Linked DNA regions of Homo sapiens: region 2 is linked to region 1. Evidence: chromatin loops called from intact Hi-C (ENCODE). Cell type or tissue: ovary. All regions are shown on one strand. Each heading gives the region's core, and the rest is flanking DNA. Links, peaks and the distances in the headings are about the cores only.

What was found. A loop is a pair of places that touch in the nucleus more often than their neighbours do. Peaks named below come from ENCODE experiments on the same cell type or tissue, not always from the same donor. Only the 100,000 strongest peaks of a DNase experiment are listed, where the experiment ranks them.
Region 2: a loop joins it to region 1, with 4 times the contacts of the local background. A loop is called at or near these places in 4 of 110 quality-filtered maps.

What each region holds. Positions count from the first base shown.
Region 1 is chr20:24,665,471-24,680,894 of GRCh38, reverse strand. SYNDIG1 (synapse differentiation inducing 1) reads right to left here. Exons shown (of 4, transcript NM_024893.3): 4 at 14,279-15,424. The coding sequence ends at 15,391. Among named protein-coding and RNA genes, the nearest start is that of SYNDIG1, 200 kb to the right of the region's middle. In ovary, for the core only: no CTCF peak of the experiment used is centred there; a DNase peak (open chromatin) is centred at 8,454.
Region 2 is chr20:24,606,240-24,621,663 of GRCh38, reverse strand. The region is part of intron 3 of SYNDIG1 (synapse differentiation inducing 1); the gene reads right to left. Among named protein-coding and RNA genes, the nearest start is that of SYNDIG1, 140 kb to the right of the region's middle. RefSeq lists enhancers at 4,872-5,689, 10,498-11,397. In ovary, for the core only: no CTCF peak of the experiment used is centred there; no DNase peak of the experiment used is centred there.

The DNA of each region.
Region 1 (15,424 bases), core at 4,352-12,351:
TGCAGTCTTGGAACAAGCTCACTTCCTTTTGTAATCAGGGGGCTTGGAGGGTCCAAGTCCAATCTCTGAGAAATCAGGGCTGGAGGCAGGACCCTAGGCTGACAACAGTGAACAGAGCTTGGGTCCACCAGTGCAGCAGAGCAAAGCCAAGGCTGACCTCAGGGTTGCGGCGAGAGAAATTGAGGCACCGATTGCAGGGCAGCTCATGATTTAGACCTGGCCTCAATGGCTTACAGGTAGGAGTTTTTAAAGGGAGGGAGGCAGAGGTCACAGGCAAAGTCATAAATCAATAGGTGGAGGCTGTACATTGGCTTGACCTAAAAACGTGGAACATCTCCAAGTGGGGGCCCACAGGTCATAGATGGCTGGATTCAAAGATTTTTAAACTTGCGATTGTTTAAGGAGGCAAAGCCTTGTCTAAAAATTTTGTAGCCAGCAGAAAAGAATGCTAGGTTTAGCTGGTGGACGTGACCTCCTCTTGGGCCTCAGGAAGAAATTTAGAACCAAAACAGTGGTCAGAGTCCAGTCCTCAGCTCCCCCTTGTCTGAGGTCTGTGTGCCAGTGAACCCATTAGATGGGGTTCCACATTTCTGAAAAACAACCCAAGGACATATGCTAAGATGTTATCTTTAGTTTCTGTAGGAAACCAAATATTCTCGTGATTCTAACTTCCGTGGCCACCCTTTTAAGCCACTATAACCTTCTGGCTTCTCAAGTTGCTCTTTTACTTCTCAGGGCTAGCTGGGTACCTGGAAAGTCCCTTGAAGGAACTCAGAATTTTCCTTTATTTCCATGCTTGGGGGAAGGGGTAACTGGCAGGCCTGGCAGGCCCCAAGAGGGGTCCCTGCTCCATTGCAACCCCAGAACACGGATGATCTCAAGCTACCCCAACATCCCGGATGCTGGCCCAGGCAGCCACTGTCATCATAAGATGATGGAAAGGGTCACTGAGACAACAGTCTCCATGATTGATAATCCAAGGACATCTCACTCAGTTCTTCGTTACCAAGGCCCTGACCTCATTCCCAGCTCCCAGCTCTTACTCATTCTGAGATAGGCCTCTCGTTTTGGTTTGGACAAGCTTAGCACATCGCTCACCTGGAGAGGACGGGCTATGCATAAAATCGCAAATTCAATTTAATTAAATTCAACAAACATTTAATGAAGGCCTTTCCTCCACTTCATTCTACACATTACAGCAGAGTTTCATCATAAAGATATCTAACTGACCTGTGCTCCCTGAATGCAAAGAGGCGAGTCTGGAGGCAGGGCTAGAAGTAGGGTGCGATTTAAACAGGTGCTTCAATCCATGAGCATTTATCCAGAGGTAACAAATGCAATCATGCCTGAAAGAAATCAATGCATTTTAAGCAAACCCATGGAAAGAATGCATGAATGATTTTAATGTTTTCCTGCCAATGACTTGGGAGTAAAGGGTTGCTGAGGGGGATGGGCCGCCCCTGCCTGGTGATGATTTCTTCAATATTCTAGAAGGAAGAATCAGAGAAGGAACTGGCGGCCCTACACAAACACTGACTGAAAGGCAATTAGAAAACTTGATGCACTGGTCTCCAGAAGATGAGAATAATAATAACTGATAGAAAAGCCAGCAAGCTGGAACCCTTGTGAACAGGTTGCAGAGTTGCCTGCTGCGAAGCACCCTGAGAACCCCCTTGTGGAATCGAGTCCCTTGGTGCACTAAGAGAGACTGTGCTATTGTTGTACAGATGACACTAGCTATATCATGTGCAGGGTTGTAAACCCAACATAGTTTTTGATATCAGTTAAAAGAATGTAATTCTGCTATATTACATTGTTATAGTATTTTTATATTCCACATTACAAAATTACAAAGGCAATACTGACCCTATGCGATTTTCACTTTGTGCTCTCTGGAAACTACTTCCTGGCTGAGATGCATCTCCAGAGCGTAACCTGAGAGCTTGTAACACCGAGATACGATCTTCTTCCTCACCTGCATCATCAATTATTGCTATCAGCTCTGGCATCTGTCACTGTGCTGGTGTGGCGACCTGAACTCATGGTCAGCCATCAGCCCAGCCATCCTAAATTCCACGTCTCATTTCCACAAGCCCCACGCAGCCTCTGCTGCAGGCTCCAAAAGAAGGATGTGGGAAGTGGGTTCTGGCCGTGACTTTGCCAGGCACCTGGGAGGGGTGCCAGCCAGGACGTGAGTGTCCTGAGCAGCAACCCTGGGCTGGCTTCAGGCACATCTAGGTGATAGACCAGGGCATAAGCCTCTCATCTTTCCAGGGCTTTTGTGTCAGTGGCAACTGAGTTGGCTTGAGGGATCTAAAGTTACCCCCTGACCATCTCCAGTGGCACCCCCAAGCCCGGTGGCACCCATTCCGTCGCTGCCCGTCTCTTCGAGTCCTCTCATTCTCTGTGGCTGCTGGCCTGTCTGTTGGTTTGCCTGGGTGTTGTCTGCCCCCATGGAAGGAGGCAGACCTTACTTTCCCTTACTGACCACCGTTACCTCTGAGCTCAGAGCAGCTGGATCACTGGGCAGGTCTGCAACAACAATGCATGTGGTAAGTGGTTAGGAGTCAGCCCTCCATGGCCCTCTTCTGGGAGTGAGTGGCCAGTGGGGCCTGATGTTAGAGGCTCTGGAATTTGGATTGGTGCCGCTTCCTGAAGGCTGGGGAAGTGTCAAAGAAGGCTTTCTGGAGCAGGTATCAGCTGGCCTTGAAAGATAGGCAGGGTGTGGTCATGGGCCGTGCATGGGCTGAGAAGGGGCTCCCACTGCATCAGAGGCCAAGGTGCTTGGTCTGCCAGAGGCCCATCTCCTGGCAGGGTGTTGTTGGGAGGATTCAGAGTTGACCTTTGGCATTCCAGGGCAGCAGTACCCAAGGCGCTCTTCAGGGGTAGAAAACCTTAGTCTTATCAGATATGAGCCGGAAGAATGTGAGCTCTCTACCTGAAGGTTGAGTCTGGAAGGCCCTGAGTGAATGCTAGAAAAGCCTCAGCTTGTGGGGGTGGGTGGGCAGAGACTACGGGAGCTGCACCGCTGTGGCCGTTCTCTGCACCTGGGATTGCCAGAGGAGGGCACCAAAAAACACCCCTGGGCTGTGGAGAGGGCAGAAGCTGACCCCCGGGGCAGTCCAATTGCTCGAGACTTCTTTGTCATTTCACATTCTCCAGGGCCATTCTTCAGGAGCTGTGGCTTCAGTGTGAGTGGGAGATCTGGCCTGGTTCATCTTCCAAGAAGTTAAATTTGTTTCTCTAATGTTCAAGCTAAGATGTGTTTATTTTTCTCTTTGGTGCATAACTTAGAAGCAGCAAGTATTTTCTAGCTGCACCATAACAGTTAAGTTCTGCTCCTAGAACAACTGAGCTGAGTCTTAGTCCAGAGGAGATCTATTTCACAGGTGAGAGACAAGTGAAGATTGAGAGAGTTTAATTGCACAGGAAATCACAGAATGAAAAACAGTATCACCTGCCTTGGCGCTGTTCAAATCACGTTCTGCAAACATTTACCCCAAACATTCACTACGACCTTCCTTGGAGGCTCTGCTAACAGGGACCTTCTACAGACAAACACAGGCCTCCTCTCTTTCGCAGAGGAGACAAAAGTTTGCACTGTGCTGAGGATTCCGAGTAAATTTTCTAAGCCTGTCAGACTTGTCTCCATCAGAATGAGTCCATGTGGGCTGAAAACAGAGCTGCAGCTGCCACATAGCCAAGCGTGCTTCTTTTCTTGCAACCCTCTGCGGATTCCTGTGAGCATAGGGGCCTCTTTGTCAGGAGGGATGAAGAGGATAGATGGATGCTGTGGAAGAATATTGTGGGTCCAGCAGGCAGGAGCCTAATGGAACGCAAGGGCCCCGAGCCTCAGAGCCAGTCACTGAAACAGGCTGAGTCCCTCATCTGTGAGAAGGGCTCAAAGTGAGCTGTGGCAAGGTGCTTCTCAAATTGGAAGATGGATTGCTGGTTTCAATGGTGCGGGAGTCACATGGGTTAGGCTGTAGCTGCTCATGGTTATCTTTTCACCTCTTTGGGCTTCACGTTCCTAACATCTGTGTCCTAATCTCCCTGGACCTCACCAGGGGAGGCCGGTGCAGGCAGGCTTTCCAGGGAGCAGCACCAAGGTGTGTAGCGGGGAGGCTTGTATGGGGAGTGACGCCTGTGAACCAGACATGGAGACTGTGGGCTTGGGCAGAAGGAGCCTTCAGGACATTGGGCAACCTCTGGACACCTCTAAGCCCAGGGTGCTGGCGGGAATAGCTGGTCTGGGTGGGAAGGGGCAGGCCTGTGCCTCCGCCTGGCCTGGTCACTGGCCAGGGCTGCCCCAGGGAAAGCGGGCTGTGGCTCTAGCACTGAAGGCTGTCAGCGGCCATGCTCCTCACAGAGGGGCAGCCAGGATAGTGGGCTGCTTGTGGGACACGGGGCTGTGGTAGCAGAAGCTGCACACACTTGGTTGGTTCTTACCCTCAGGTAGGTTCAGGCAGGACTTCATCAGTCTGAAAATCTGCCTGTCAAGGATCCCTGGCAATTCCCTAGGGGCACCCCCCAGTGCGTGTGAGCACATTCACCAATGCCATCCTTTCCAGTGCTCCTCTCTGGTCCCGCCTGGGGGTCCCCCATGTCCAGCCAGGCATCTTCACTGGTCTAAGGTCCTTGTCCTGGCGGCCCCACTGACTCCCACTTGACCGGGGCATGCCGGTTCCCAAGGAGCTCCTTGACACAGGAGAAGAGCCCCAGGGCTGAGTGGCGAATCCTCTCTGGGTCTCTCTCACAACTCAGGCATGGCAGGGCTGTAGGCAGGCAGGGTGGGGAATGCACAGCCCCCAGCCAGGGAGCTCCTCATCATAGAGGTCCTCTTGCCCTCTGCCTGCAGGATCCTCGGGGGCAGCATCCCCAGCTCAGTCAACACAGCCAAGTCTGAATCCTGTGCAGATGCCAGCTGGTCTCTCTGCAGCCTTGGGAAGAAGGGGTCCATATACTGAACACCCACTGCCCATGTGTGTGCAGCTTGAACCCTTCATGGATCAAACACAGCATGGATGTGGGGCCCACAGATGCGGGTGGACAGACAGACAGACAGATGTGGGTGTGGCTGATGGCAGCTCTTCTGGGTGTTGGTAAGGGGCTTGGCAGTGTATCTGGACAGGGATGGGAGATGCATGAGCTTGGGTGGTGACTTGGGCTCCGTTGTGTCCCCTCAAAACTCATATGGTGGAATTCTAATCCCCAGGCCTCAGAATGTGACTATTTGGAGATAGAATCCTTAAAGACGTGGTTAAGTTAAAATGAGGTCACCAGGGGTGGGCCTGATCCTAGATGGCTGTGTGCTTATCAGAAGATTGGGACATGTACGCAGGAGACTCAGGAAGAGGGCAGCCACCCACAAGCCAAGGAGAGACCTCGGAAGAACCAGTCCTGCTGACAGCTGATCTGGGACTTCCAGGCTCCAGAACATGGGAAGTACATTTCCGTTGTCTAAGCCGCCTGGTCTGTGATGTTCGTTACGGCAGCCCTGGCAAAGCCACACAGGCAACTCCTCAAGAGGCCACTCTCCAGACGGGTGTGTTTTGGGTGTTTGGCCTCCTGGGGAGCTACTCGTACCTGAACTCTGACTCTGGCCTGTTGTGGACCAGCTCTGCCATCAGGCAAAGTACTGGTTCTCTGAGCCTCTGTTTCCCCATCTGTAGAGTGGGAAGGTTAAAACCCATATCCCCCTTGAGGGCTGTGGTGGGGCTTCAAAGGGAGAGCTTGTGATGGTGTCTGCTACACACTGGCAGTGCAGGGGCCCTCCAGACACACGGGCTGCCTTCCCTTTCTGGGACCAATCACCTTCCCCTCCAGAGAGAAGACCTGAGTTTCATCTTCCCAAGCTCAAAATATAATCTGATTGATTCTACCCAGCTGAGTGGTGGGGACCAAGAATCCCAATCAAGGGCAGTGGAGAGGGCGGGCAAGGCCTTCTCAGTCCCAGAACCTCACACCTGGAAAACTGGGAAGGCCACACCTCCATTTCCTTTGCAAACTAGCGGCCAGCAAAGCTAACTATGCCAGAAGGTGCGTGTGTGGAGTGGAGTGTGTAGCAGTTGAGACCACCAATCTGGGATTCGGGCGGAGCTGGAGCAAAGCTGAGATTTGTACCAGCTGTGTGACCTGGGACAATTTATTTCCTAACCTCTTTGAGCCTTGGCCTTCCATCTGGGACATGGGGATCACGAGGATACAGACCCCTGAGACCACCGTACAGATGAAGATGACATCATAGAATGCTCCATGATTGGCAGAACCCTCCCTCCGCACCATGCCCCTCTATCAGTGCCCCTCATCCTCAATGTGAGAATGGGCATGATGGGTCTGAAAAGGGAGAACCCCAGGCTGATTCTTCCTCTGCCAGCGCCCTACTGTCAAGATGATCTTCTCGGCCCATTAGAAACAAGGCCCTGCCTTACGTACCCTGCCATAGGCAATGCTCAACAGTGGCCATCTGAGTGACTGAAGGAGAGCGCTGTGGCCGCTCACTGATCCCCTTTAGGAAGGGAGACCATCGCCCAGGTGTGGGGGTCCTGGGGAGCACCTCCATCTCTCCCAAAGCTGACAGAGCTGCGTAGGCAGGAACCCGCCCCCACACAAGCACCACAGATATGTGCACATGGGGCCAGATGCAGCATTTGCAAAGTGTTGATGGAAGCCTGAGAACTGGAAGAGTGTCCCAGGAAGCTGGAAGAATGAATGAGTCTCCCTCAAGGTTGCTACTCTGGCCTGAGCAGCACCTCCCACCACAAACACATGCTCTTGGACTTGGGTGGTCTACGGCCTTGACCCCTTCCCTAGGCCCCTGCCCCTGCATTGAGGGCGCGGTGCCCATGGCCTTGGTTCTGCCCCTGCACTGTCTCCAGTGAGGTTGTGCACTTCTCCAGCTCTGCCCCCTTCCTCATCTTTGTTTCCCAAGGGCCCACTGTAGCCCTTGTACACAATAGGTGCTCAGCAATGCTTGTGAAACTGTCCTGGCATTCACAAGGGGGCATGGAATGCCTGCCCCGTGCATTGCACCTCTGGCTTTATTCCACAGTGATGCTGAGTGACTCAGAATGAACAAACCTGCAGATAACTAAATGAAAGCCCAAACCTCCCCTACAGCCTCTGATAGGCCTTGTCCAACCTCTTTTCAAATGCAGTCCTCTCCTAATTCATGTAGAAGGAGCAGAAGGAACCATACTTTTTCTGTGAGCAGTCGTGCTCTGTGGGTCTGATTTCTTGCCCACAGCTTGCACAATGCAGAGCACATGGTTCCCAGCCTCATCTAGACCACCATCCCGGAAAGGATGGCAAGGCTGCTGGTGATGCCTGTGCCCCACCCGGTTAGACCCTGGTCCTCGCCCACAGCGGAGTAGCTGGGAAGGAGGCTCACCCACCACCCAGGAGACTTGAGTCCCCACCTACCATGACCTGGCTGACTTGGGCTCATTCCTCTCCTGTGGGGCCTGTCTCTGTCCTCTGTGGATAAGACCCACAGCCCTTTCTGGATCAGAGGATTTCTGGGACTCAGTGACTGAGCGGCCCTGAAAGCTTTCTCTACAAAGCCCCAGGCCACCTCCAGTGGGAGGCAGTGGCCATTTCACTGCTCCTGTTTGATGGGAATCAGCACACTGCTGGTGAAGGCAGGTGGAAGTGTGCACCAGGCAGCTGAAGTGATGTTCGACTCCACAGGCTTCTTGCAGGGCTCAGAGGAGGGGGTGGCTCCCTTGTTCCCTTTCTCCACTTTCCCTTCCTCTCTTCAGCTAAACTATGATAGGGGTGTTCAGGGAAGTCCTTTCATAGGTCTGTGAGTGGATTCCAAGCTTACTTGGCAGGTTCCATCTGGATGGTGACTAATTCAGAGCCACTTTTCAAAATGTGAATGTTTGTGTTGTGAGTAACCAACCCGGGTGGAATAGTGCAGGGATTCTCAGCATTGCTGAGGTTTGGGGTCAGCTAGCTCTCTTTGTGGGGGTTGTCCTGGGCATTGTAGGATGTTGAGCAGCATCCCTGACTCTATCCATAAGAGGGGTAGTTGTGATAACCAAAAATGTCTCCCCAAACATTCACAAGTATCTCCCAGGAGTGGGTACAAAGCTGACACCGGTTGCTGATTCTATTTGCTGTCAGACCTCTGTTATCCCCGAGCATGGATGGCTCACCCAGGCCCCCGGCTGCATATTCTCCAGGCCTTTGCCTTCCACGTCAACCACTGCAGTCACCACTTTCTTGTGAACTGGACTCAGATGAAGCCTTGGGGTGGGGGTTGTGGGGAGGTCCCTTTCATGCCTGAAAGGCTGCACCTGCTCCGGGGGAAGCCACACATCAGGGCAGGGCATTTGGAAGAAGCCTGACATCCCCAGCTTCTCTCCTGGTGCAAATCATCCTGGTACCACATACTCCCCAAAGGGGATGCTCAGTGCAGGGGTGAACACAGCCTGCACTGAGACCCTCTTTGCTGGGGTCTCAGCGGGACGAGACTCAGGGAGTGCTGTGGCCATCTTGCAACCGTGATTATGGGGCACTGGCCTCACTGCTCCTTGGCTGAGCCCAAATCCGGGTTTGTCACCCGGGGGTGTTGAGGGAAACAGCCTTTTGAGTTCCATTTCAGATGTGGCACAGGACTGCTGAGAATATGAAACAGACCAGTTTGCAATGCACTCTTCAAATTTAAGATATGTATTATTTTTAAAGCACCTATTGTTTGAGAATCTACAAACGCCAGATGGAGAGTTGGTTTAGAATACCTGAAGAGCTGGATTCTTCTCTGGGAGTAATAACAAAGCTTTACATTTAATTCCTTCCCATTATTCCATTATGGACTAAAAAGAAGGGCAAGTGAGCCTCATCTCTTTTCTACGTTAAAGACTGTGGTGGGATAGTGACCATCCCTTGTCGCTAATGACAGAAGGACATCTTGAGAGAATAATGGAAGAGTCGCTCGCTGTGCTAAGCAGGAGAGGTCTCCCAGCTCCTCAGCAGCCCTTCCGCCAATTCAGCCCTCAGCAAGTCGGGGCCCACCTTAGCAGATTCTTCCTACTTAGCAGGAACACTTCATCAGCCAGTTCAGTAGAAAAATAGATGATGCTTAAAATGTGCCAACTCTATCCAGGGAATGAAGACATTAGCTCAGGTGACTTAGGGGAACTGGGACCATCTTGTTCCACCTGCAAATCTTGAATGGTTTAATAAAATAATTGGAACCCAAATATGGATGCTCTGGCATATATAGACAACAGATTCAAATCATTGTCCATTTTTTGGCTGTGTCATAAGTTGGACTCTGGTGTCCTGAGGTGTCATAAGCAAAGGCTGATCAGAATGGAGAGCGCTGGCTTGGAGCTGGGGGAAGTGGTGCAGATACCGTGATTTTGTGTCACCTCTCTCTTTCTTAAATATCTTATTTCTATCTCTGTCTATGTATATTCAAATTTGCCCCCAGTGACCTGGTTTCAGTAAAAAGCAAAGTGCAATCCCCTAGACACAGTAGGAGGTGCAGGGGATAAGCCCTCCAGGACCTATCTGGCACCTCCCAGAGCACCTCATTTTCACTCAGCCTTTACTGACTGAGTGTAGGCCCAGTTGTTGAATTCTCTCTGTCCTGGGCAAGCGCAGCCCTGGGCTCATTCTGTGCTGGAGCAAAGGGCATGCGGGTGACGGAGGAGATTGACGACATGCTCAGCTAAGGGGACACTTGTCTCGTAGTCTGCAGCCCAGATCCACCATGTTTGCCCCTGCATTGCTGGGGCAGGGGCAGTGGCACTGAGAAGCCAGGCCTGATGCCAGGGCAGCCACAGCACTTGTCCTGGATTGGAGCAGAGGCAGAAATCTCAAGAACAGGTCAAGGCAACTATTCAGATCTAATGTGGGAACTGTGTGCCTGTGGCTCCTTGTTGTGATATTTGAACACAACATGGTGACTGTAGACACACATTAGGCAATTGAGTTGCCTGCAATGAAAGTCAGAAAGGACCTTGGTCAGAATCAGGACAAAGACATTGTCCTTGTCGCTCCTAACTAATGGCTTTAGGGCCGTGATGGGAAGGCCCGGCAGTGGATGCTCCAGCTGTGCTGGAGTGTGTGAGCGAGCAAGCAAGCCTGCCCTGAGAGCCCTGGGAAAGAGCCTGCCTTGGGAGCCCTGCACACCAGCCCACCCTGGGACCCCACCCTGGGAGCTCTGTGCACTAGCCCACCCTGGGAGCCCTGTACAAGAGCCTACCCTGGGACCCCACCCTGGGAGCCCTGGGCACGGGTCCTCCCTGGGACCACCCCCCCTCCCGGGAGCCCTGGGCATGAGCCCACCCTGGGAGCCCTGGGTACGAGCCTGCTCTGGGAGCTGAGCACAGGTCTCGTGGATTCAGCTCTTCACATTCCTCATTCTCTCCTGTGGAGCTGCCAGCATGTGCAGCCATAGGCACTGTGGTGGGTCTGTGGCCTCTGCTGGACAGAAGTGACCAGAGACAGCTGTCAACAGTGCCTAGAGGCCCTTCAGGCTACCCTCAGACCAACGTGAGAGGCTCACGGTGGGCATCCTGGAGCGGGTGTGGGTCTGTGTCCCCAGTGTGAAGGCCAGGACTCAACCTTTCCTGCACGCTGCTGTCCTTGGGCCTTTAAAGGTTTCCTGAAAAAAGCTGTCCTACCCCATGGGCCTTCAAAACCAAATCAAACCACACCAAAACGAAACAAAACAAACAAAACACACCAAACACCATCAGCAGGAGCAGCAACAAAACCCAAAGGATTGAGCCCTTGGCCTTTCTCCTGGAGTAGAGGCTGGTTTCCCACTTTTCAGCTCAAGAAAATACAGGTTTCCCCACAGCATGAATCGCCCCTCTCCTGTTGTTTGGGTTTGGAAAGCCAAGCCCGGCCCCACCCACTGGGAATGTCTCTAGTCTGGTGCTTCTGCGTGGAGTCATCCACATTCACACCCGTCTGCTTCTTTTCCACCAGGTAGGTTTGGGCAAATCCTTAGAGCCCTCAGGGTCTTCCCCCGCCCAGGGGGGTCATCCCATTATGCATACCTGCCTGGAGCTCCATCCCAGCCACCCCCATCCCCTTGTGCATGGGGCAGCTGTACTCAACCTTCTCATTTCCCACCCTGTTCTGATGCCCCATGCCATGCCCGTCCCTCACTCCTGTGGGAAAGTGAAGCCACCCCTGTGGTCCTGAGTCCCGCTGCACCTTAAATGCAGGGTCAGCAGCTCCTGCCCCTTCTTCCTCTCCCCACAGGGAGCTTTGACTCTTTCCTGTGAGGCTCAGGCAGTTGACAAATTCATTACTCAATGGACATGCTTGTTTGGCAGGGAGCCCTCAGTCTGAAGACCTCCTTTGTCTTGGTCTAGCATCCACCATTACTTTCAAAGATGAGCAGAATATTCAGACAAGAGCCTCAGGGGAGTGAAACCCCCACCCCTTGGACAGCCAAGCTCACTCTGAAGAGCAGGGAGGAACTTCCAGGAGGTCACGGGGGTGGGGACAGCACAGCCACCGCCTGATGCAATTGATCCCAGTGTTATCAGCACAAAGTAGCGCATGGAGGCATCCCTAGGTAGGAGATGGGACGGCTGTGATTTCCAAGGGTTCAGCCTCAGCTCAGGCTATAAAGGGACAGTTAATGGCTTATTGGCAAATTGGATCAACAGATGTCAGCACTGATGGCAACTAATGCAGGTGGACTTTGAGGGAAAGAGGGAAGCACAAAAATGTCCTCATAAGGACAGGCATTTCAGCCCATCCACTAGGAGCCTCTAAGGGATGCTATGAAACCTCAGGGGTCAGATCCTGAACTTAGGTCACGGCTCTGGAGGGTGGCTTTGGCCATGGCCTCCGTGCACGCTCCACTTGACATTGGTATCCAGGGCATGGGAGTGGCGATTGGCAAGCAGGAAGATTGCTCCGCTGGTCATTTTAAACCCAGAGGCTGCTGCAGAGGGCAGGGCCACTTGCAGAGCTGGCTGAGTTTGAGGGAAGCCCTGTCCCAGCTCTGGAGGGGCTGGTCCTGGTGTCAGGGGGCCTGGTTCCTGGTTAGCTGTGTGGCCTGTCTGTGGCAGCTGCAGATGGCATGGTGACCAATGATGGGTCCTCCCCCACCATGTTCTCCTCAGAACCCACTGTAGTTCCCTGGGAATAGCTGGGGTATGACATCTGGTCAAGTCATTTGGGACACTTGCTGAAGTTGGGGATGCCTGGGGAGGCGGGGGTACCTGGGGAGGTAGGGATGCCTGCGGAGGTAGGGACGCCTGGGGAGGCGGGGGTACCTGGGGAGGTGGGGGTACCCGGGGAGGCGGGTATTCCTGGGGAGGAGGGGTACCTGGGGAGGCAGGGGTACCTGGGGAGGCGGGGATGCCTGGGGACGTGGGGGTACCTGGGGAGGTGGTGATGCCTGGGGAGGTGGGGGCACCTGGGATATGAGGATGCCTGGGGAGGTGGGGGGATGCCTCGGAAGGCAGGGACACCTGGGGAGGAGGTGGGGACACCTCCCTCCTGGGACTATTGGGAGGATGAGGCGAGGTCATGTGTTCCTGGCATAGCTGTGCTTAGTGGATGCCACGTGGGCCTAACAGCAATGATGCAGGTTTAGGGAGGTGCAGGTCGCTCCGGCACACTCGGAAGATGGCTCAGCTGACAGCAGTCACTAACACAACCACCAAAGATGACCTTCAGTCACTTTCCCTGCCGCCAAGGCCAAGCCAGTCGCAGGGCTGTCACACACTGTGCCTAGCTGCCAGGTGAGCTGCTCGGCCCCATGGCTGCCTTCAGCTGGCCCTGTTCCTTGTGCCCACCTAGGACCATTTACACCCATAGGTAAAGCCTTTGAGAAAGACTTGGCAGAGCTTGACAACTTAGGGCCAAGCCCCTGGGAACTGAGGCTTTTCCATCTGGAAATACAGAGGCTGGAATAAGATGGGCAGTTGATCTAGCAGAGGTAAAGTACCTGGCACTGAGGGCCTGGCTTAGGGTGACTGTGACAGTATAGACAGAAATGATGGGTGTGGATATACAGACAGGTTCTACTTCTTTACCACATCCAAAGGTATGCACCTTTGGGGAGCCTTTGAACTTAAAGTGGATCATTTCAGGACAAGTGCAAAGAAGCCCATTTGACACAATGACTTGTGATAAATGAACCCTGAGAGATGGAGGGACATTGACCAGCCATGGGACAGCCAGCCAAGGACATGATAGTAACCATGACCACCTGCTCCTGCCAGGCGTGATGGTCTGTGCCTCGTGCCTTCCCCAGCAACCCCACAAAATGGGCCTTATTGATTAGCCTCTCCAAGAGACGAAGCTCAAAATGGGCCTTATTGATTATCCTCTCCTAGAGACGAAGCTCAGAGAGGTGTAGACCTTTTTTTTTTTTTTTTTTTTTTTGATGGAGTCTTGCTCTGTCTGGCCCAGGCTGGAGTGCAGTGCCACAATCTCGGCTCACTATAACCTCCGCCTCCTGGGTTCAAGTGATACTCCTGCCTCAGCCTCCCGAGTAGCTGGGATTACAGGTGCCCACCACCATGCCTGGCTAATTTGTTGCATATTTAGTAGAGACAGGGATTTCACCATGCTGGTCAGGCTGGTTTCAAATTCCTGACCTCGTGATCCACCCTCCTCGGCATCCGAAAGTGCTGGGATTACAGGTGTGAGCCACTGTGCCCTACTGAGGTGTAAACCTTTACCCAAGATCACACAGCTAGAAAGTAGCACAGCTGGATTCAAATCCAGGTTGGTTTGAACCTAAACCTATGCCCTCCATGGCCAGTGACTCTAACTCCTACAGGGGTGTTGGCTGGCTTCCTTATCTACTTCTTAGGGTTAACATCCTACAGTGTTTGTGAACCACCCAGTAGAGACAAATGCTAGATGGATCTCAAATTTGACCCGAGAAGACAGTGCTAATAATTTTCAGAATATTAAATGTTCAAGGTCAAGGAGGAGAGTTTCAGGCAGAAGGATCAAACACAGAGACCTTAGTCCAGGGCAGTGGTTCTCAACCTTGGCTTCACGTTGCAGTTACAAGGCCACATCCTGACCCATCAAGTCAGCCTGGGGCTGACCCAGGCCTCAGGAATTTGCGAAGTGCTGCCGGTGGAGCCACCGTCCTGGAGAGGGGGTCTCTGTGTCCACTGAGGGGATTAGGACGATCATATTTACTGGTGGAAATTGAAGCGGCAGGGACTTTGGTTCTCCTTGAGACCCCCCTACTATTTCAGCAGTGGAGGCCTGGGTGGCTCTGCAGTTCCTTAAACCACAAGGGGAAAGTATAAATGAAACCCAACGACAGCTATTCATCAGAAAGAAAAGTCTTAAGCGAAAAAGCTAAAAGATAATTTTTTGTTAAGTAATGAACACTCGTAAAACAGCAATGAAATGGTATTAAAATGTCTGTGATTACTTATTTCTCAGCATTCATCTGGTAACTTAAGCAGCATGAAGCAAGAGTTGCACTTTAAAAAATGACAAGAAAATAGCTATTCATTTAGTCGACAGAGTAAGGCCCATCTCATTTCCAGGATCACTAGTTTCTGCTTATGACGGGGTGAGCATCCGCCAGCGCGGTGATTGGGAGGCGCCCCTGTGTCTTTAGGCTGAGGCAGTGCCCATAGCTGCAGTGCCTCGAGTTTCCGGAGCAACCGCGGGGCTCTTTCTTGAGGAGTCTTGGGAGGGGCGGTGGCCTGCCTCCCCATCCTAGATCAGCGAGGTCCCAAGAGTGCGTATTGCTGCGGGGTAGCTGTGGAGTGTAGACACGTTCCGGAGGTGGCTTGACATCCTGAGGCTGGGGTGGTGTGAAGGGAAAGAAAGAGGGGCAGGTCCCGGGCTTTGCTGGCTCTGCTTCTCAGGGTCAGGCCAATGGGTCTGCAGAGCAGTGCAGCGGGGCTCCTGCCAGCCGTGGTGTTGCCTCTTTCTTCCCAGCCCCATTCTCGTCTTGCAGGGAAGGCGTGTGGACTCCGGGGGGCACAAAGGACTCCAGCAGGGCCACAGACAGAAGAGTGATGTGTCCCTTGTCCTCTGCCTATTGCACCGTATTCCATAAAAAATAAACACTTTTTTGGACTGTTTGTATATTGCTAATGCGGTGGCACTCTGGGCACTGGCAGGCTGCAGAGAGCCGCGTTGCCATTCATCCACCAGAATCCATCCAGAGACAGCCTTGCGGGCTGGGATCTTTGGAGCTTTCCTTTGGAAGGATTAGCAGTGCCCGTCTGTCTGGTGCTCTACACAGTGCTGTGAACATGAAATTAAAGGATAAAAACAAAATAAATCCATGGGTAGGAAATCCCAGGGCTTCGTGGCATCATTTGGCAATCATTTGTACTGTACAGCATCATGCGGTATGCCTGCTTCCTCCACGTCCACACAGACCTGGCCCCGGGTGCTCCCCCTCCATTCGCAGGAAGCTCACAGGTGGTTGTTCTTGGAGAGGTAGGCGATG
Region 2 (15,424 bases), core at 3,121-11,120, 58 kb after region 1:
CCTGGGGTGCACTCCAGAAAAGGGTATGACTTTCAAATCTTTCTGTCCCTTCCCAGGGTAGAGTTTTCCCCCAAAAAAAGGATGCCACTGCTTCAGATACTAATACAGGGGAAGAAATGAGACCCAGCAGACACATCAGCACATGGGTTTGGGACCAAATGGCAAAAGAGTTATTTAAAAATATGAATAAGCAGAGTGTAAACTTAGAAATTCAGTATTTCAGCAAATCTGAAATAATACATTTTGCAAATGGCCACTTAACAAGAGAGAATGCCAAATTGGTGTTTACCATGTGCTAAGCCAACCAACTGAAACCTTCAAAGTGCAATGCACTTATGATGTGATAAGTTATTTACTTAAGTAGCAAAAGTAAATAGATAAGCTTTCCCAACACTTTGTTTTTAGAATAACAAGTGAGATGCATGTGGAAGATTAGCAAATGCTTTAAGGTTGCTCTCTTTTGTTGAGACAGTTTCTATTCCTTTCTTGTACACATACAAAACATCAGGCTGCAGATATTTGATGGAATATGCTAACTTAGCTTATTTTTTAACACTCTTAAAATATTTAATGCTATCATTTAGCATTATCAACATAATGCTGTTTACTTTGCCCACTGAAGATTCACAAGATTCTTAGCCCTTTTATCTCCATCAGGTAATGTGTTTATCATCATTGCTTTGTATGCCAACGGGCACCTGAGAGGTTATAATAGCATCTCAGTCAAATTGCCTTTTACCTTTTACTGAAATAATGCCATGAACTTATAAGAACTGACAGAAGGCATTTTAGGTCAAAGAGATTTTGTTAATTTGATATATTGATTTGAATAAAGTATTTAGGAAAACAATTGTTCCGTCATTATTCATTTTCCTATGAACCTATTAATACAAATACGTTATGTGTATAGTTTTCTTTCATCCTTGGAAATACAGCTGTGGCAGACTATATAGTCCCAAAATAGCAGCTGCAATTTTTCCCATCCCTTATAATCTTCCAGAGCCTTGACATCTATGTCTCCTCCTATGAATGCCTTGACCAGTACAGTCCAGTACAAGTGATGCTGCCTAGCTTTGAAGGTTGGATCATAACCAGATCTTGTGCTCCACCTTGATGTAGGACGTTTGCTTGAGGAAGCCAGCTGCCGTGTTGTGAGGAAGCTCAAATTAGCCTATGTGCAGAAACCACATGGAAAGGCAATGAGATGGGCCTCCTATGGATGGCTTGTTTAAAGTCCCTGCAAACAGCCAGCACTGATGACCAAATGTGGGAGTAAAGACACCTCCAGATGTTTCCTCCTAGCTGTCAGGTCACCCCCCAGCCTTGGGTCTTCCTAGCTGAGGTCCCAGACATCATGGTGCAGAGACAAACCATCCTCATGCTGCTTCTTGAACTCCCAACCAAAGAAATCATGAGCATAATGAAAAAGTTGTTTATGCCACCATGTATGGGTAGCAGCAATAAATAGATCAGTGTTGTAAATACAATTTTGAGGTTTATCAGAAAACAGGGATCTGGAGTTGTGTATAAAATACTTTCCTTTAAAACTGATAAGAATCACATAGATTGTGGCTTGAAGGTTGCAGGAACTGACACAAAGTTGTCCTGAAGAAGAATTTACCTTCTCCTGTAGGGTCTTAGGGAAGCTCTCCAGGGTGGCCAGGATTTTGAACCTCTTTAGCTGAGTCCATATTTAAACTCCCACGGCCTCAGTTTCCTCATGTGCAGAACTCCACAACATGCCTTGCATCATGCAGGGTCTGAACTTGGAAGCCTCTGCATCACCCTTTCTCTCCCTCAATGCCACTCAAATGGAAGATACAGAACCCTGATTTTGCACATGAAAGTTAGGCTGGGTCATGCCACATGGGGTCTGGGATACAGTATGTTCTGGTCACTAAAAGATGACTTTCCTTTAATGGCTGGAGCTTTGTTGTCTAATAACATCATGAAGATAATGTAGTCAGTCTGGGCTATGCTATTATATAGTGGCAACACTACATTTATCTTAATTATAAACATTAAAAATAAATACAATGTATAGCAAGGTTCTTGAATTATGTGTGTGCATGCACTTGCAAATGCATGCTCTTGTTTATGTCACATAAATACCAGCTCCCCTGAGAATCATCTACGAACAGGAACATGAGGATGGCAGACTTGTCTCTCTTATCACTTTGCAAATATTGAGAAGTGAAACAAGACTGAAGTAGTGTTGTACAAGTGATTGGCTACCCTCCAGCTCCTTTCATAACAGCAACATTTAAAGAGAACAGACTTGATGATGACAATGACCAGTGGGCCCAGGAGGAATGGCCCTGGGTCCCCACTCTTCAGAAAAGCTGCAGTGAAGGCCTTAGGAGCTTATGTGGACACACTGCGCAGCCAGTCCAGATCCTTGTTATGCACCCGATTAAAGGATCCTTGAGGTGTAACACTAGTCAAGTTTGGCTGAGGGCTGAGGGTTCCACTAAGTCAGACACACAGGCTTAACATAGGCATTTTCATTTTTCCAGCATTTAAAACAATGAGATAGACTCAAGACCACAGCTTTTCTTTAACCCTTTTGGCAGTTTTAAATTCCAGGAGGCTTCAACACTCCTGCCCTGCAAAAGAGACTGTAAACCTCAGTCTTCTCATATAAGAGCAGGAGGTTCTACAGAGGCCATACCTGGAAGAAAACAGGTGCGTTTTGTCTCCCTCTATATTATTTGATGATATTTTTTGCTGTTGTTGCAATTAAGGAAATACAAGCCCTAATGCCCTGGTCTCTTGGCTACAGCAGTTACATATCTGAAACAACAACAACCACCACAAAATAAATAAAATAAAAAACAAAGAAAGGAAAAAGGAAAAAGAGTCACATGGAGGGGAAGAGGTAAGAGAGAAAAAAATAAGAGACTCATCCAAAAGAAGAAAAGGTCACAGCAGCTCTTCTCAGTGTGTAAAATACTCCATTAACTTTAATATGTGGAGGACATTAGCATTATGCACAGTGGGAAGGAACATTTTTAACACAGAACCTCTTCTTCCAGCTTCAAAAGATGAGAGGAAAATATAAAGCTAATGAAGCTGCTGTTGGGATGATGTCTTTTTTTCCTCGGAGTATAGAGGAGAATACCCCTTTGGGTTGGCAGAATAGCAGGCTAGTCGGGACATAATTTGTCTGGTCAGAAATGACCCCGACAAGAGAAGGAGAGGCTGAGCCCCGTGGTGCCCACGAGGCCTGGTGCTCTGCCTCCCAGAGATGGTAGAGAACCCTTCTCCCTGGGCCCTCCCCAGGGACCCCCTTCCCCAGGCTCTCCCCCCTCCCCGGGATCTCCTCGCTCCCTGGGCTCTCTGCCCTCACTGGGCTCTCCCCCTTCCCTGGGCTGTCCCTCAGGACCCCCCTTCCGGGACTCTCCCCCCTCCCGGGGCTCTCCCCTCTCCCCGGGCTCTCTCCCTTCCCCGGGCTCTTACCCCTCCCCAGGCTCTCCCCCTTCCCCAGGGTCTCCCCCTTCCCTGGGCTCTCCCTACTCCTGGGCTCTCCCTCAGGACCCCCCTCCCCGGGCTTTCCCCACTCCCCGGGTTCCCCCCTACCCGAGCTCTCCCTCTTCCCCCGGCTCTTCCTGCTTCCCGGGCTCTCCCCACTCCCCGGGCTCTCTCTCAGCATCTCCCTTCCCCAGGCTCTCCCCGCTCTCCAGACTTCAGCCCCCACCCGGGGTCTCCCCCTCCCCAGGCTCTCCCCACTCCCCGGGCTCTCCCGCTTCTCCAGGCTTTCCCCGCTCCCCGGGCTCTCAACCCTCCCCAGCCTCTCCCCACTCCCATACCCTCCCCCAGGACCCCCCTTCCCGGTCTCTCCCCACTCTCAGACCCTCCCCCAGGACCCCCTTCCCGGGCTCTCCCCTCTCCCAGACCCTCCTTAAGCTTCCCGAGCTCTCCCTCAGCCTCCCCTGGGCTCTCCTTGGCCAGGAGCACAGCTGAGAAGGTCCTGGGTTCGCCTACTCTTTTGGGGGGCTTCCTTGTGGTAAATCTCAGAGGACAAAATGCACCCCCGGGCTTTGCTGGGTCGGCAGAGGAGTCTGAGGGTGAAATGGGTTGCCTATGTCTGGGGCCCCTTCGCAGAAGGAGGAGACTCTGACAAAGTCGAGTTCTCAGGAGCACCCGGAGGGCAGTGTCTAGAAGCTCATTAAAGGTCTTGTCTCACAGGCATTGCTGCTGCATCTCCAAAGGATGCAGCTGTGACTGTGAGGAAGGCACGCAAGTCCATTCCCAGCTTTCCTGGGTTCAGAGCAGTGCCATGTCCCCTTTTGTCCCTCAGTCAGCTGGGTGCGGAGGTGACAGGGCAGCAGAGAGGAGGGTGTCCTGATGGGGCAGAGTCGGTGACCGAGTTTAGGAGGTGAGGGAGAGGAAGGATGCGGGCCAGGAGCACGGAGGTTCGGTGGGGACGGCTGGAGGGTGAGCAGCCCCTTGCAGAGTCATGCGATGGGGTGCAGGCCCCGTGCTGCAGGAGAACCCTGGGGACAGCACCCAGGCGGCCACCTCTTCTCGGCCCACCTATCACACCGGGTAAATTTTCTGTCTGTTATGTAAACCTCCTGAGTGACTTAAGCAGCTACAGGAAGAGGGAGAGGCCTGAGAGTGCACGGGTGCCGCAGAGGGCTGTGGAAGCGGGCAGATACCTCCAGAAGCCACCGAAGCCACCTCCTTGGCCCACACCCTGAAGGTCAGCAGCCACCGGGGCTCTGCTACGTGGCCTGGTATTTCAAACCCTACAAGGATGGCGCCTTGGTCCTGCTCTGTGCAGTGTCCCCAGTGCCGGCACCCTGCCTGGCGACAGTAGCTCAGTGAAGGGTTGGGAAGTGCATACCTTATGAGGAGCAGCCGGGCATCACAGCAGCAGCAAACAGCGAAGCTAGCAGGTGATTTTCTCTCCTCCAAGCTCAGCCAGTTGCTCTCCAGGTGTGAAGGCTGAAGCCTCATCCAGCTGCCTCAGCCCTGTCCAGCTGCCTCACCCCCTGCACCTGCTCCTTTCTGCTCCGCCTTGCAGGGGCCTCCTTGCGCCTTCTCCTGGGAGCTGCTGCTGCTCCCCGCAAATCAGCTCCTGTGCTTCCTTCTGCTGAACCCAGAAACCTGGGCCCTGAGGTGGCTGAGAGTGCAGAGGGCAGGCCTTTCACTGCCAGAGGGGAGGCAGGTTGGCCCAGCCAACCTCGGCCCTGTCTGGAATGGGAGCTTATTTCCTTCAAATTAAAATCCCCAAAGGCAGAGCTGGGAGGATGCAGGTGGAGGAGGGGCGCGAGCCCCTGGAAAGGCCTTGGTGAAAGGCCTTGAGCTGGGTGGGAAGGAGGTGCCGGCCAGATGGACAACATGTCACAATGCCAGGTGGGGAACCTCACCTTCTTAGAGCCACAGCCCCTGTCTCGGAATAGTGTTCTTAAATGTATACAATAAAATACAGAGGCTTAAAAGAGGAACCAAATATATTGAAATAGAGCTTTGGAAACATTAAAAATCATAATCAATATAGAAATATATGGGCTACTTTAAGACACTAAATAATAACTAACATTTGGGTTTGCATTTTTAAAGTAGTGATGAGCATAAACAATATTTTAAAATACCATCAACAGCTGTTATGTGATGTGAAGACATCTGTGGTTTCTCCTGGTGCAAAGTCACAACAAACTCTGCCGTGTGTTGCTTACACTCCTAATTGGAGGAAGTGCTAAATTTCAGGTAGAGGTTGATAAAAATAATGATGTAACTAATTTTCCACCCAGGCTCGTGGATGTGCTAAATGATTTCCCTGGACCTCTTAGGGGTCCTTCCTCTACAGAGAGGGGCGGGTGGGGGAGGTGGGGCGGGGAGGGGAGAGGGAAGAATCCCATGTTCTCTGAGCTGCAGGAGGACATTAAGAACTTCGGGCAGCAGCATGCTGAGAGGAGGAGGTGGAAGATGAAAGACCGTGCAGACCTTCCATTGGGCGCCTGTTTCGGGGACAGCAGTGTGGGGATAAACTGAGGACCTGTGTGTGTCCCCTCTGAAAATGTGCCTGTGAGAAGAGGCCACTTGGGGAGGAACCCGGGTGAGTTCTGGACACCAAAAAAGCCTGCCTGGCCCCGGGTCCATGGGGAGGATGAAGTGGGTGCAGCATGGGTTCCTTGTGCTCCCAGGCTCCCGCAAAGCCCTACAGTCTTCACAGAGGGGCCTGGCAGTTAGAGAGAGGTGGCCTCTCTTGCTGGGTCAGGAGCTTGGTTCTGGATGGGTGCTAGAGGAGCTGTAAGAGCGTAGAACCTGGGGTTGGAAGACCCAGGCTGAACCCAGGTCTCGCTCATCACCCCCTTAGGGATTTCAGGTGGATGGTGGGGTTCTCTGAATCTCAGAATCCCGGTTTCCTGCAACATTGGAGTAACACCCCTCCCTGGGCCCATTTCATTTCACATGGGTGTTGGAATGTGAGGATCGTTAGAAGACTGTCACACAGGAGAGGCAGGCTATTAGGGTGGACAAAATGCTGTGTGGACCAATTACATCGATGTTCAAACATTAGCAAGGAAGCTGCCTAACCTACTTAAGATACTAATGTCCTTAAGAATTTCAACAAACATGTACAAATTGGCTGTTAATTTCAAATGTTAGCTTTCACTTATTAAAGTAGGCCACTGAAAGAACTCCTTTGAAACATAAGCTTGTTAATTGCAAGGTAACAGAATTGCTTGAAAGCAATAACGCTGCTTTAAAATATTTGACAAGTCAGATGTTTGAGAATGTTTCCCTGCACCTGGTCCAAACTATAAGGTATTGTTAAGTTCTGTTCATTTCATACTCCATTCACCAATTACATTAATTTATGCATATAAACATTTTAAGTATAGCCTAGGCATTTAAATAGGCGAAGCAGGACTTCTGCTTGACAACAATTTGTCAATAATTAGCACTTTAATAGTATTTGTGTTTTATTTATACCCTGACAACTTCCAAAAAGGATCTGTGTGGAGGGTTAGCTCATTCCTCCCATATGACTCCCTCCCTCCTTTCCCCTCCCCTCCCCTTCCCTCCCTCCCTCCCTTCCTTCCTTCTTTTGATTTTCCTAGTCTCAGTTTCTAAGATCTAATTTAATATATTGCTGTGATCACTCCAGAGTCTTAAATTAGCAACTTTAGGTTAGTTCCCCTCAGATTCTGTTTTCACTGAAGAACGGGAGGTTTGGGGAAAGTGCTCTGATGAGCCAGTTCCCTTGGTTGTTGCCTCCCTACTTCACTCTTTACAACAACCAGTCAAACAAACAAACAAAAAAGTATATTTATTGTATTCCCTTACCAAGCCACAAATTACATGAATACTAAAAAGTCTAATCATGCACATTAATATCTCAGAGTGAGGCTGGGTGCAGTGGCTCATGCCTGTAATCCCAGCAATTTGGGAGGCTGAGGTGGGAGGATCATTTAAGCCCAAGAGTTCAAGACCAGCCTGAGCAACATAGTGAGACCGCATCTCTACAAAAAATTTAAAAATTAGCCAGGTGTGGTGGGCATGGTGGTGTGTGCCTATAGTCCCAGCTACTTGGGAGGCTGAGGCAGGAGGATCAATTGAGCCCCATAGGGCAAGGCTGCTATGAGCCGTGATAGTGCCATTGCACTCCAACCTGGGCAACAGAGAGAGATACTGTCAAAAAGAACAAAAGATCTGAGAGTGATGCCCAACCCCGCTGGCGATCAGAGTGCTCTCCATGGTCTGCCTCACCCAGCACTGGTAACAGCCTCTCTCCCCTACCTGGGAGGCAGCATGGCCTCTCCATTCACGCTTCCCCGCAAAGCCCTAGATTACCATCCTCTTCTGTCTCTAGACACTAAGAAAATTCAGGCTCCAAATCCCATTTATGCCATTTATGCCCTTGTCCTTTGGGTGTCATGATTTAAGCTGGGAATGTTCCCTGAAGTCCCCACTGTAGCAGGAGAAGAGCTGCAGGGGCGCGGCCGTCAGTCTAGAAGGGCTCTGGGAGATGCCGCAGGAGCTGGCTCTGTGTGGGCTGAGCAGGGGTTCCTGGCACACGGTCAGGAGGGCAAGCATGAAGGGAGAGCCTCTGTGTGGAGGTGCCAAGGCAGGGGGTGCGGGTGGCTTTGGGACCCGCAATGGGGGACACAGGAGGCTTGGGGTCTAGCTAGGCACAACGGGTGGGTTGAGGGCAAGTCCTCGCCCAGTCCTGGTTCCATGCTGGGGTCCATGGGCAGGTCTGTGTCATGGAAAGCTGATTGTGAGGCCAGCAAGGAGACTGCACCAAATCTGGGCATGCAGCTCTGTTCAGGGAGACGGCAGGACAGAGAGCGGCTGTCCAGGTGCGGATGGTGCTTTCTCTCTGATTTGCAGAGTAGGCTTGCTTGCTCCCATACAGCACACACAGCAGCTGGCAGCCTCACCACATCCTGTCTTATCTCAGAGGCCCTGGGACAGGGAGTAAGTTGGCCAGGGTCACATAGCTGGGAATGGCCGTCACCAGGATGCTTTCCAAACTTCCAACCCCAAGCACCCAGACCCTTTATCTGAGCAACAGGGAGGTCTGGTATCTTCTAGGTTGCCTTACAGGTGGGCAGTTTAGCCAAGCATTGGGAGGATCTGCTCTGACACCCTGCCTTCACCCCATCCCACGGTGCCATCTCCCAGAGACGCAGTCTCCTCATCCATAAAGCATTCCTTCCCATCTCATCAGTGTTGTGGAGGCACACATGTGATGGAACTCATGAAGCACTCAACATGGTGCCTGGCACATGGAAGCGCTCAGCATGTGATGGCCTGTGGTTGAGATGGGCACACAGGATGTGTCCTGTTGCTAAGGTAGACCCTCTCTGGGGTTTGTCCCTGCCCCTGAGTGACTGGCAGTGATGTTTCTAGATCCAGGAGCCTCTCCGACCCTGAGTTCTTGACTCCTGCAACCATTTGTTTATGGACCACTAAGAGCTGGAACCCTTCATGCACACTTTTTGAAGATGAAGAGCTATTATAATTCTATGCTAGGACTGAGGGGGAATATTTCTGAGTTAAGATATATTTAGAAACATATCTAAGGTTGACTTTCCTTTAAGCCTTTTCTCCTAGCTTTTGAATTCTGTTAAGTTACTGGGAAATAAAATTAATCTTTTGCAGGTTAATGAAAGGTTGTGCCAAGATCAGTTTTAAGTCCTGTTGCCAAAGCCATTCTTTAGTCTTACGGCTTGGGATGCCACGTCATGAATAATAGTGCAGACTGCTTTCTTCTCCTGCTTTAAGACAAAGGCACAAGGATGTTTATGTCAACAGGGACCATCACAATATTCCCAAGTAGACTCAGGACTCGGGGGCACCTGATGTCTGTCCTGGTACCAAAGGGTTAAGCCCTGTCCAAAAATTAAAGACATCTTCCCAGCCCCTTCAGCTAGGGTCACACTGTTCCTATCTAAATAAAAAAGAGGAATTATTTGGAGAAAAGAAAAGTCTTGGGAGGCGTCCGTGCTCCTAAGTGGTGATGAGAATTAATGAAGAATTTGTAGAAAGAATCAGCCTTTCTCATGAACAGCACACAATGGTGGCAGGTTGAATTGTTTGCCTCTAATCACGCAGAACCTTAGAGAACTTGATACATAAACTATGTGATATTCTCTGGGACAATATTTTTCTTGCTCTTGCCATTAAGTGGCTGTGTCCCTGTCAGCACAGCTATGCAATGGAACTGGATATGTCAGGAACACTCTCATTAAGACATGCAATTACAGGAAGCAGTGCAGGGTTTGGTGTTCCCTGTATTTTATTTTAGAACACCTGAATTACAGGATTATCCCATTCTCAGGGATCACATCTGACAGTAACAACAAGAGGGCTCTGGCCAGATTCCCTATGATTCTTGAGCTTAGAATGCTCAAAGGAGATCAGCACCATGGGCTAAAACTGAACAGCAGAGCCATGCTGCATAAGGAAGGGCCTGGGAGAGGCTCCTGGCCCATTTCCTGTGGAAGAAGTGGAAGCTTGTGGGTAGAAGGCCTCCAGGCAGAGGCTGAGGAGGGGCTCCTGGAGGGGTGGCATGGGAGGAGAGGCCATGAAAGGTGGGGGTGGCAAGGGCATACCAGAGTACAGAAGACAGGAGAGAGTGGGAGGGGGAGGGTGTGACCCTCCCGAGACCCCGTGGGGAGGATGGTCCAGCTATGGGTGGGAGGGGGTGCTGGAAGTAGAGCCCTAAGCTGAGTTGCAAGGGCCACCAGCCTCCAGCAAAGGTGCTCTGAGTGAGCTCTGCAGAGAATCAGGAACCGCTGAAGTCTTCGCTGGGGACAGGTACCAGCTTACTGCCTTAGGAGCATTAACTTGGGGACTTTGGCTGACACAAGAGAAAAGGGAGGTATGAAAACAAGGTCGTGAGCTGGAAGAATAGTCTAACGGTTCCAAAAAGAGGCAGGTCATGAGAACCAGAGTAGAGCAAAGGGACAGCAAAGAGGAATGGAGAGGCCAGGAGCCTTCATAGAGAGAGAATGTTTGGGATTCACAACCTGGAGAATGTGGTGGGGCTAGGGGAGGGAGCCGTGGGCCGTGGTTTGGAGCCTGGATGTGGGCAAACAGTAGTTCCAGCAGCAGAAATAAGGCGAACACTCAGAGGCAATATCCTGAGCATCGCGTGGTTCAGCTAGGGGAGCAGATTTGAGAGAATCTGCCAGGAATTGTGCCTGGGAGCTGGCCGAAGACAGAAGATGCCCCTCTGACTAAGGAAATAAGATGCCAGTTCAACTCATTTCCTGTCATTGCAGCAGGGCAAAGTCCTCAAAGAAGACCCAGCCCTTCTTGACAAGGCAAAGGTGCCGAGAGTGGCCTGGCTTCCTCCTGTGGATCCATCTCCGTCTTCCTGGGCAGCACCAAGCAAAGAACACTTACATGCATCTGGGCAAATACACAGTGCCTGGTCCAGGCAGGGAGAAGGTCAGATGGCTTCGTGAAGGGCTCTGCCTCCCTCCAGACTCATCAGCTCATCAGCCAACTTGGGGCAACTCCCTTTCTCACGATTCAACTTTCATGCATAATAAATTGTGTCCTGCTGAGAGTGTTACTTGCAAGATACCTTTCCAATTACCTAAAACTCAGCTTAAGGACCAGAACAATCAGGCAATGCATAAATCTGAGCTTCTTTTGTGTGTGGTGTGTGTGACTCAGGAACCCTGCTGTGGAATCAGAGATGGGGATAGTACATTCATTCTGGCTGATTAGCACTCGCCCCCCCGTGTGCAGAGCTACATGCATAAACATGCTTCCGAGTGCCCACGGCGGGTGATCCGGAATCGTTGCGTGGACACAGGTGGCTCTGGAATGAAGAATGACCACTTACAATATCCCTTTTGGTTTTCACACTCAGTATGACATTCCCAAAGGAATGCAAAGCATTTTATATGCCTATAAAGACCAGGCCCAAATTATTCAAAATTATCACAGGAATGCAGAGAATCATTTTAAAACTGAGCTTGGAGAGCCTCAAGATACCCCGTCTCTCCACCCACCAGTGTCAGTCTAAAATTAGCTGGGTGAGAATTGCAATTTCCATGTTTTCACCTGTATTTAGGATTCCTGGCAGCACCACAAAGTATTGCCCACCTGCTCTTCGTGTTTTCTATGCCTGAAAACCTTTCCAGGATGGCCTGGAAGCTCCTGTACTTTTCCTTTTGACCAAAAAGGGATGACCAGAGGCCCCATGTGGTGGTGGTGAGCAGTGTTGCACGTGGGATGGGCCTGGGAACATAGGGAAGTGGCAAGGAGGATAATGGCAGAATGGGGGTAATGGGGAAGCCTTGGGGTGCAGGCATGTCTGGAAAACACAAGCTCAGGTTGGGTGGAGTGGGCTCTTGAGGGGTGATACTGTCCAGATGGAGGTTGGGCCTTGCACAGTGAGCTGAGATATGAATGTTAAGGTGGCCCCAAACCATGGAGCTTCTGGAGAATCACAGTTGTGCTAGTGACTTTGGTTATAAACTCATCCTTCCAGTTTCCTATACTCTAGTGCAGGGCCAGCTCTCAAAGGCACCTCTCTCTGCCCGTCTGTTTTGCTATTTCCAAATCCCCTGAGCAATCTGCAGTCCTGTTGCATCATCATTTATTTCCGAATTCACTGAGGCATCCATCCCTTCCAGCTCCCAGCTGAGTCCAGGGACTCATCATCCTCTGCTCCTGTGTGTGCTTGAGTGCTGCCACAATGCAAAGCTTCCAGGGACGTACATATGGACTGATACAAGTGAATGCTGCAACTGTGCTTCAGTGACCCTTTACTACTTTATACACAGTCTAGACAGGTTAAAAATAAAGAGTGCCCCGTCTAAAAGGAAGGACAGAAAAAGAAAAGCAAAGAGCATCCCACATCCGCCTTCCACGTCAAAGCACAACCTCAAGGTAATTTTTTCAGCTCTAAATTTGGCATTTGCTATGCTCTCTGTCTGGGATTCTTATAACTCCCTAAGCACCAGAAAATGCTAAGCTAAGCAAAGAGGCAAGAAAAGGGGGACATTGCCGAGAACTGCCACCTCCAGAGTAGTGAAGCATGGCTCCTGTCCTCTTGCTATGACATTTTTCTACAGCAGAAGTGCAGATGGTAATGTGATGAGCACCTTTAAAACACCCATGACACTGAGACGTACGTAAAATAGCCCTGGATTCCCATGAGAATCTATAATGTGCTGATCAACCCATGACTCATTTGTCACCCCTCATTTAAATCTGTAGGTTTGGCTTGCACCAACATACATGTGAGTCCAGACACACAAAATTACTGTCCTCCACACAAAGCAGTACTGTATGCTGTTTTTCTGAACATCATCTAATCTTAGCTTTAATTCTAGAATGCAAGGGTTGGTCAAGAGAACTGAGCTTATATTATCAATATCATTCACATGATTCTCTCCATCTACACTACTTCTCAGCCCCATCCTTACTGACGGCCATCGGGCGGTCTGAGAGGTACTTGTTGCCTTATTTGTGGCTGAAAGCTTTTGCTTACCAACAGGAAAGGTAGTTTCAGTCACCTTTTAATTATTGTCTCATCCGTGAGATCAGCGTACATAATATCCTGTGTATTCCTCCCAAGCATCTTGTTAAGTACACAGGTTTCATGTTCCTATGTACAGAGGTCTGGACACGGGGGCCTTGCGGTGCTGTCACTTGAAGCAGGTCAGTTGGCGGGTGATGGATTGTCACTGTTAAGATTTTATTGGTGGGGCGCGGTGACTCACGCTTGTAATCCCAGCACTTTGGGAGGCTGAGGTGGGCAGATCACCTGAGGTCAGGAGTTTGAGAACAGCCTGGCCAACATGATGAAACCCTGTCTCTACTAAAAGTACTAAAATTAGCTGGGCATGATGGCAGGTGCCTGTAGTCCCAGCTACTTGGGAGGCTGAGGCAGGAGAATCGCTAGAACCCGGGAGGCGGAGTGAGCTGAGATTGCGCTACTGCACTCCAGACTGGGTGACAGAGCGAGACTGTCTCAAAAAAAAAAAATAGGAGATAATATTGCCAAAATTTAAAATAATTTCTGTATTATTTGTCATGGGTTTATACTCTAGAAAGCATTGATAGATCATATCTTTATAATTAAAATATCTTTTATTAGGTATACAACTGGAAGGAAACACTAAAATTCAGCACTGGAGACTAGAGGGTTTAGCTGCCGAAGATGTTTTGAATGTGCTCTGACATCTTGTTTCATAAGAGGATCTCATCCGGGAAAAGTGTTTAAAATAGATTTCTGTATAAACCTGTATTTTAAATATACTTGAAGTAAATTGCAGGACATTATGTTAATGCATTAACGTTACCTTCGGGTATCTGAGATACACATAACTGCCCTTGACTTACCCACTGTAAATATTGGGAGTTTTAAAAGATCATTAGGTTTTCGTCAAATGGAGTACACCTAAAAAGTCTACAAAAACGGAAGAAAGTAATTGATAGAAGGTTCTCCAACTGTGGCCAACTCAAGTCCCAGTGTGCTAGTGAGAGAGCAGTTGGGCTTCCCTGTCCCCACAGCTGCCTGTGAATTTCGGCCCTTGAAGCAGGGAGAGGGGGAGCCCGAGGCCGTCTCCACTGTGAATGTGGCCCATGGAGATGTCTCGCTCTTGAGGAGAAAAAGTCACAGCCAGGCAGCAGGAGGGGTGAACATTCGTCATGGGCCGAGGCTCTTCCTAGCCCCACTCTCCACCCCAGCAGCCCGGGTGAATCAGGCATTGAGGACGGCCCTTTGGCCAGAACCAGGGTGCCCAACTGGGACTCTCATCAGCCCGAACGAGGTGGAGTTTTCTTTCTTTTCTTTATTCTTTTTTTTTTTTTTTTTTGAGACGGAGTCTTGCTCTGTTGCTCAGGCTGCAGTGCAGTGGTGTGATCTTGGCTTATTGCAACATCCGCCTCCTGGGTTCAAGCAATGCTCCTGCTTCAGCCTCCACTAGTAGCTGGGATTACAGATGCACGCCACCACACCCAGCTAATTTTTATATTTTTAGTAGAGATGGGTTTTTGCCATGTTGGCCAGGCTGGTCTCGAACTCCTGACCTCAGGTGATCCAACTGCCTCAGCCTCCCAAAGTGCTGGGATTATAGGCATGAGCCATGGTGCCCGGCCAAGGTGGAGTTTTCAAAAAGAACTTTCACCAGGTCATCAATGGCAAACAAAGGCCAAATGAGTGGAAAGAAAGAGGTCCGTTCATATAACACATGATTCTTGCAAACTCCTTATTTCAAACTCCCTATTGACAGTACTGCCTCAACTGCCCAGGGCAGCTTCAAAATGAAGATCCCAGAATCATCCTCCAAACACTGCTTCTTCTGCTCGTCAGCATCCACTTTCCAAGTCAGCATCCAGGGGTAATCATTCTGACGAATACAGGAGCACACAGCCTTCTGCTGACTCCAATCTTCTTGCTTGGCAGCCTGGCCCCCACTGATCCTGTATGCTCCCCTACATAACCCCAGGGATGGGCACTTGTGCTGCGCTCTGCCCACCTGTAGCACAGAATCTAAACTCCGGATCTCTACTTCCAGAAAACCCATACCGTAAGGATTAACTGGGCTACAGTAAGTTTCCTAAATCTATTCAAAGTAGCATCCAGATGGACATTTCTAATTCAGATTTGTTCTCTTTTTATAATAACTTTCTCAATAATATAATATTCAATTCTATAATAACCTAAGGTTTTACCTTAAAGTGCAATTCCTGCTTTTGATTTAGCATGAGGTCAACAGAACCTAAGATTTGGGGACAAAGTGAAATCTGGGGTAATTATCTGCTAGATATCTATTAGAATTCAGTGAAATAGTTTCCCAGAGAAAATTGTTCATGAGTTGTCGCTCATGGCAATAGGGGTCAGTCCCCTGACCATCAGCTGTTCAGGAGGCAGGGACATCCCACTAACCACAGCCTCATAGCCACATCCCCTGACAGGTGGAGCTTTGAGACTTGG